Linked DNA regions of Mus musculus: regions 2 and 3 are each linked to region 1. The links are chromatin loops, found by intact Hi-C in ENCODE. Cell type or tissue: left cerebral cortex. All regions are shown on one strand.

Evidence for each region. Peaks named below come from ENCODE experiments on the same cell type or tissue, not always from the same donor. Only the 100,000 strongest peaks of a DNase experiment are listed, where the experiment ranks them.
Region 2: it touches region 1 in a loop (2.7-fold over the local background); 1 of 42 quality-filtered maps calls a loop at or near these places.
Region 3: it touches region 1 in a loop (2.2-fold over the local background); 1 of 42 quality-filtered maps calls a loop at or near these places.

Annotation. Positions count from the first base shown.
Region 1 is chr17:46,201,087-46,203,586 of GRCm38, reverse strand. It overlaps Polh (polymerase (DNA directed), eta (RAD 30 related)), which reads left to right and starts at 946. Exons shown (of 11, transcript NM_030715.4): 1 at 946-1,190. Xpo5 (exportin 5) reads right to left here and starts at 776. Exons shown (of 32, transcript NM_028198.3): 1 at 562-776. The coding sequence starts at 666. In left cerebral cortex, a CTCF peak has its summit at 1,012; DNase peaks (open chromatin) are centred at 283, 320, 885 and 2,283; H3K4me3 peaks cover 1,971 bases; H3K27ac peaks cover 1,199 bases.
Region 2 is chr17:46,327,018-46,329,517 of GRCm38, reverse strand. It overlaps Abcc10 (ATP-binding cassette, sub-family C (CFTR/MRP), member 10), which reads left to right and starts at 1,495. Exons shown (of 21, transcript NM_170680.2): 1 at 1,495-1,746. The coding sequence starts at 1,586. In left cerebral cortex, CTCF peaks have their summits at 1,257 (motif pointing right) and 2,003; a DNase peak (open chromatin) is centred at 1,379; H3K4me3 peaks cover 1,612 bases; H3K27ac peaks cover 1,529 bases.
Region 3 is chr17:46,392,230-46,394,729 of GRCm38, reverse strand. All of the region lies in intron 2 of Zfp318 (zinc finger protein 318), which reads right to left. Among named protein-coding and RNA genes, the nearest start is that of Zfp318, 9.7 kb to the right of the region's middle. In left cerebral cortex, a CTCF peak has its summit at 1,498 (motif pointing right); a DNase peak (open chromatin) is centred at 1,514.

The DNA.
Region 1 (2,500 bases):
AAACAGCCGGAGACTATCTCACAGGTATAAACGAGGAAGGAGCGTCACAAATTAGCCCAGAGATGGCCAAGACTCGAAAGATAGAGGTATGTAAGGATGTAAGAAAATGGACACACGGGGATCTAGAATCAGCACAAGTCTGGAGTGATCAGCAGGGAAGAATGAAGGTGGCACTGGGGCAGGAATTTGCACGTGCGCTCCCGGAACGCCAGGGAATGTGGGGTTTGCCCCGGCGTCAGAGCCGGCACAGCCTGCGTGGGTGGAGACCGCGGTGTGATCTAGAGTGAAGAGAAGTGAGGAGTGGGCAAAAAAGCCACTGAGACATGGCGAGGAGATGTGCAACAGTTAGGGACCCTTGCGTGTGATGCAAAGGCAAGCGCGCAGGCAAGAAAAGACTCAAGTGGGAGGAGGTGAGGGCCGCGACCAGAAGCCACCCTCCCCACGGGCAGTGGGAAGATCAAAGGCCGCATAGGCAGGAGACAAACTGAGTTTGGAGAGGCCGTGAGGGAAGCCTGGGATAGGGTTCTCGGGGCAGGCCCAGGCCGCCAGGACCCCAGCTACCTTGAGGGCTTCCAGCCGGTAGCGCTGGGTAGAGCTGGGGTCCATCATGACCGTCACCGCTTTCACTAGCTCCTCGCACAGCGCGTTCACTTGCTCCATCTCCATGGCTAGAGCCGGGAACCCCACCGGCGTCCCGGGAGCACGAGGTTACGCACAGTTCCCCTGGCGGGACCACACGTTGATACCGGGCCGCGGCGGGCTGGGGGTGGGGAAACGGGAGGGAGGAGCGTGAGTCCCAGAAGTTGGAGCTGGGAAGAACCCAGCGCTGCGCATGCGCCGGAGCCGCCACGGCGCATGCGCGCGCGGAAGTGGCCGCTTCGGGTGACGGCCGCGCCTGGCGGGGCGGGGCTGGGGAACGGAAGTTCCGCGGTGCGCAGGCGCGTCAACCGTCCCTCGCGGCGCGCGCGGTGCTGAACTCCAAATTTCCTCTGGGCTTGCTGTGGGGCGTAAACCTGCAGGCTGGAAGGGCTGTTGGCTCGGCGGGAGCCTAGGGCTACCTACTCGGATCTGTGTTATCAGATTACACTCACTTGCTCCTGGGAAGGCGACGACGACATCTAGACGCTGTCATTGGACTCCGCCCGGAGCCCGCAGCTTCGCTCTTGGCAGTTTTGACAGGTGTCGCCTTGGTAAGGACATTAAAACACGGCTCGGGATCGCTATATCGGATGGCTTTTGAAGCCTTGGCTGTCGCTTTTACTTGGGGGTGACTGGGCCGAAATGAAAAGCATGCTTACTGGGAGAGAAGGCTCTAAGAGTGTCTCTAAGGAGAGTTTTCTTGTAGAAAGAGTTTTTCTTGTAATTTTTAAACCTTCCTCTTCACTGGTCCATATTTTCTCGTGCGTCTTACTACACGACCGACTCCCAAACGTGCTTTTGTACAGAATGGGATGAACTGAGATGTTGGAAAACGCATCCCAACTATACCTCTGGGAGGCTGAGGCAGGAGGATTGCTTCCAGTTTGAGGCCAGACTGAGCTGCAAAGTGAGACCCTGCCTCACGAAACAAAACCCATCCCAAATTTACGTAGTCTTTTACGTTTTGGCATTGTGCAGACTTTGCCAATACATAAAAGTACGAAAGGAACACATAAAAGACTTAAGGCTGTATCATCTCTTATCCTGCATATGTTTTAGGAGGTGTTTTTCCACTTAGTAAATTGTTGCCCTTAAATCACAGCTTCGCTTCCAGTTTTACCTCTGATATTTATATTGAATATGGTACTTATCCTGTATTGATTGCGACAATACATTTGCCACCTTCTAGCTTTATCTGTTCCAGTACTACAGAAAAGCCACGCCAGAGCACAAGGACGCCTGACTTAAGTGTAAAAGGTTTCTAAACGTACGATCATTTTGTTTTAGGTGAGGGGCGAGATTTGTAAGGTGTTAATGCTTTGAACATTCAGTATCTTCTTAATTATTTTCTTTACAGTAATTTTGCAGCTTTGTAGTAGTAGTTGCTTGGCACTGTTTTCAATGTGATTGTTTATTTGAAAAATAACTGTTTAAAGTTACAGTTGGGTGCTAGCTCACTCATCTGTATAACCTGTTTCTTGTATTTAAATCATGAATTTCCTGTGTTTCTGTAAAGTATTATTTGTGATAGGCCATTGGTATGCAAAGCTACTGCACATTGGAATTGTCTCGAGAGCCTTTAAGACTGTCTGCGTCATCTCAGCGTTTGGTGGGAGGAGCAAGCAGCTCGGGGCTCATCCTTGGATGCAGAGCAAGTTTTGAGGCCGATTTGGACTACATGGCATTCAGAACCATTCTTGAAAACAAAAAAAGAAATTGCACAAATAGAAAATCACTAAACATCACAAAGTAGTCCTCACAGGTCGGATCTATTCATAGTTGCATAGTTATTGAAAATTTGCAGAGAAACGGGATATTTACATAGTGTTAGATTATCTTCTTCATTTATGTGTGTCTGTGT
Region 2 (2,500 bases), 130 kb before region 1:
TACAGAGTGAGTTCCAGGACAGCCAGGGCTACACAGAGAAACCCTGTCTTGAAAAACAAAAAACAACAAAAAAAAAGATTTTGAATTCATTTCTCTCCCTGTACCTTCTGTCTCTGTTGTCTAATATGTCATTTATCTGTGTACTGTGTGTATGATTAATAAGGGATATATATATATCAGAAAACATGGCATGTGAAAGGAATAAGGACTTTCTTCTAGAAATATTTTTAAATAAATTTAAACAGATTGAATACACAGTAGGGAAACAAGACAGGTACATAATTTTAAATGTCTCAAATCTTTAATTTGGTTTCAAGGTCTTCAGTTTCTGAAGGCAAATATTTTGGGGGGAAAAAAACCCAAACTATTCCCACAACACTGAACACTCTCATGAAGTCAGTACCAATATACACCTTGCAAACATAAAGCTAAAATGAAACTAATCTCATCGCGCTGCTAAAATTGGTGGGTCAGGGTCCGAACCAACATCTATCTGGATAACCAAAAGTTTCCGTTCTTCCCATCACTCTGAAATATTTAGGAATGACTAAGCAAAGCACGTGACCTGAACACTTTTTTTTTAAAGTTTATATGTATGTGTGTGCAGGTGCTTACAGAGACCAAGAAGGCCTTGGATCCCTGGAGCTGGAGCCTTCTTACACGGGTGCTGGAAATCAAATCCAGGTCCTGTGCAAGAGCAGGAAGCACTCTTCTTAATCTTTGAGCCACAGCTTTAGACATAAACATTTTAAGGCCTTGACATAAACATTTTAAATTATACAAATTTCACAATACTTGGGTTGGTATTATCATCTCAATCGAAAAAAAAAAAAGCCAAAAAAAAAAAAAACAAAAAACAAAAAACCAAGGCTCAAGTAAGTTGGATACTTTCAAGATCTTGTAGCCTTAGGATACAGGAATAGCCTTTTGTCCTCAAGCATTCCTCAGCGTGGCAGGCATGTTTGGATTTCCAGCTCTTTAAACGCTGTGCATTTGTCAACTAGTATGCAATAGGTAAGCGAGAGCGAGCGCTCCACGTGCCAGGGTCTTAATGAATTTGCACAAGGACAGGACTGGGTGGGTCACTGCGCAAGCCAAAAGACAGAAACGTGCGCAAACACCATCGCGCTCCCGGGACAGCTCCCCGAGGCAGAGCTGTACGCACGCGCAGAGGCTGGCACGCGTTAGAGCATCCTTACCCCCATGGGCGAAAATAACCAAAAACTGCGAACAGCACCCGTTAACAGGTCTTCCTGCCTCTAGAGGGCCCTAGCATCGTGGCGCAGCACCCTGACCTGGCAGCGCGTCCTTTCTCACCCACAAACACTTGAGATATTAAAACAGCTCAAAGGCGCTTAGGTTTCCAAGTGCGGGAGACAGGAGGGTGAACGTAAGTACCAGGATCTAGAAACTGGCCTGCCCCGGGGACAGCGACTTCCTCTCCAGCCCCGGAAGTACCTCAAGAATGGGCGGGCTCTAGCTCGAAGCGGAAGCAAGGGGCGGTCCCGCCTAGGGGGCGGGGATTCAGCGGGGGACTCAGTCCCCGAGCCTTGTCACTCTTGGCTTCCGCCCGGGTGAGGTGTCTATGGAGGGGCTCCTGGCCCAGCTGTGTGGCACGGACGCGGCGCGGCCGCTCCCGCTGTGGGAAGGGGACACGACGGGCCACTGCTTCACCCAGCTGGTGCTCAGCGCCCTTCCCCACGCGCTCCTCGCCGTCCTCAGTGCCTGCCACTTGGGCACCCCAAGGTGAGACTGCAACGAGGCACCAACTCACATCGCTCCCAGATGTCCCTGGGATTGCGAGGTCTCTGTAGGGCAGAAGCAGAATAAAAGCTGACTGTTCGCACTCAGTTGAGCAAGCCACCTACCTTCTCGGAGTCTCCGCAGTTTTGAGCGGGTTCAATGACACAAGGCGTTTAAACACCGAGTGCGGCGCCTGTCATATCCTTAAAGTTGCCAATGCATCTCTCTTGCAGAGTTTTAAATGTCCTAGTGGAGCTGCCATGAATTGGAGGCAAACTTAGATAAACGTTTTAGCAAAAAAAAAAAAAAAAAAAAAAAAAAAGGATGCTTGTATAGGGCCAGTGGCACGCCACTTCCATCCAGCAAGCCCTGCTATCCCTAGGCTAAAAGCCCATGTAGACTCTGCTGGAGAGAAGCTGTAGGAAGAAGAGTAACGAAATCAAAATCTTAGAACTAACTTGGCTTTGTGTTGTGAGGTGTTGGTGCTACACTCGCCTTGATTTTATATTTAGTTCTTGGATGGCCAAGTTAAGTCCTTCTGTCCCTTTTGCAGAATGAAGCAAAAGCCTAGAAGAGGTTAGTACAGACACCCACAGCAAGCCTGCTCAGGTCAGGCATGTGAAGCCTTTAATCCCAACTCTTGGGAGACAGAGGCAGGTGGATGGATGCCTGTGAGTCCAAGGCCAGCCTGGTCTACAAAGTGAGTTCCAGGCCAGGCAGGGCTAATAAGAGAGCGCCTGTCAAAAAAAAAAAAAAA
Region 3 (2,500 bases), 190 kb before region 1:
TGACCTAGTTCTCCTGGGGGAAAGTTTCATTATAAGAATTACTAAGAACTGTTTGGCCCTGTTCCTTCCTGCCTTGCCTGGGTAACTAAAGGACTCAGAAATAAGTGATGCTCTGGCTCACTGTGAATTTTTATTGTTCAGAAATACAAAGGTCTCAGACCTTTGCAGCATAAAAATCAAAATTCAGGATGAGGTAGTTTCCCTTCTAGCCCAGAGGCAGATAAAAAAAATTAAGCCATTTGGCAGCACTATGGCCACAGAACTTCTAAGACCCAAACCACAAGGATTCTGATATAAATTGTAGATAGAAATAAAGGTCCTCTAGGATTTTTTTGTTTTGTTTTCCAGGACAGGGTTTTTCTGTGTAGCTCCTGCTGTCAAAGAACAAGCTTTGTAGACCAGAGATCCACTTTGGACAAGCTTTGTAGACTCCTAAGAGATCCACCTGGCTCTGCCTCCCACATGCTAGGATTAAATATGTGTGCTACCACTGCCCGGCTCCTCTAGATTTTGAAATTGCATTACATTTTTTTTGTATGTATACGTGTGTGCATGTACTTGGGCACATGTGTGGAGGTCAGAGGACAATCTGTGGAAGTTGGTTCTCTCCTTCTATTCTATGTGTTCTAAGTAGCTCAGGCCCTCAGGCTTACTTACTAGCAAGTTCTTTTACCTGCTCAGCTGTCTTGCTGGCCAGGAGTCTTCTACAATTTTAGAAATCTAATTTCATCTAGGAAAACAGGAAAAAGGAAAGAAGGAAGGCAGGCAGGCAGGCAGATAGACAGGGAGGGAGAGAAAAAGAAACCAGGTCATCTTAGAAGCTAGGAAGCTGAGGCAAGATTATCTCCATAAGTTTGAGTCCAGATTGGATAGAATGAGTTCCAGGCCAGGCAGGGTTTTAAGGTGGAACTCAGTCTCAATAAAATAAAATAAAATCTGAGACTGGAGAGATGGCTCAGTGGTTAAGAGCACTGACTGCTCTTCTACAGGACACGGATTCAATTCCCAGCAACCACGTAGCAGCTTACAACTACCTATAACACCAATTTCAGGGGATCTGACAGACATAGATGAAGGAAAAACATCAATGCACATAAAAATAATCATAAAAAGCTTTATAAAAAATCCAGAATGAATTACCATTCATTATTATTAATGAAAAATTATTAATAACTGTTTCTTTTTTAATTTTAAAAAGATTTATTTTAATTTGTTTATTTATGTGGGTTCATATGTTCTATTATGCCCAGGAAGGCAGAATTTGGGGTCGTCTGCAGCTGGAGTTCTAGGCGTTGAGAGCTGGAAATGTAACTTAGGTCCTCTAAAGGGTCAGTGAAGGGTCTCAACCACAATGCTCTCTCTCCAGTCGCCTAGGTTATTGTTTCTAATAACTTTTGTGTTTCTACAAATGACCTTTTAAAAGTATTAGATATCTTTATGTGCACAGATGTTTTGTCTTCAAGTCTGTCTGTGCACCAAATCCAAGCATGGTGCCACTGGAGGCCAGTAGAGGGCATCGGATACCCTGGAACTAGAGTTATACATGCTTATGAGCTGCCATGGAGGTGGTTAGGAATCAAACCTGGGTGATTTAGAAGAAAAGCCAGTGCACACACACACTCTCTCTCTTTTTTAAAGATTTATTTATTTAATGTATATGAGTACAATGCTCCTGTCTTCAGAGACACCAGAAAAGAGCATTGGATCCCATTACAGATGGTTGTGAGCTACCATGTAGTTTCTGGGAATTGAACTCAGAACCTCTGGGAGAGCAATCAGTGTTCTTAAACACTGAGCCATCTCTCCAGCCCCCAAGCCAGTGCTCTTAACCAGTGATCTATCTCTTTAGCCCCACAGAAATTACCTTTAAAAAGAAACATGGGAGCCGAGCAGTGCTGACACACGCCTTTAATCCCAGTACTCGGGAGGCAGAGGCAGGTGGATTTCTGAGTTCAAGGCCAGCCTGGCCAGGGCTATACAGAGAAACCCTGTCTCGAACCTCCCCCCCCCCCCCAAAAAAAAAGAAAAGAAAAGAAAAGAAATACGAGGCTGGCAAGGTGGCTTGGGAAAGAGCACTGATTGCTCTTCCAAAGGTCCTGAATTCAAATCCCAGCAACCACATGGTAGCTCACAACCATCTGTAATGAGATCTGACGCCCTCTTCTGGTGTGTCTGAAGACAGCTACAGTGTACTTATGTATAATAATAAATAAGTCTTTGGGCCAGAGCGAGCAGGGACTGAGTGAGCGGGGCAGACGGGAGAGAGTGGGGTTGACTGGAGTGAGCAGAGGTCCTAAATACAATTCCCAACAACCACATGGAGGCTCACAACCATCTGTACAGCTACAGTGTACTCATATACATAAAAATAAATAAATCTTTAAAGAAAAAGAAATATGGATAATGTTGAGGATTTAATGTATTATGAAACAAAATAAACTAAGAATGACCTCTGAAATCAAACACCACTGAAATAAAAATTTTACTCTATCAAGTATAA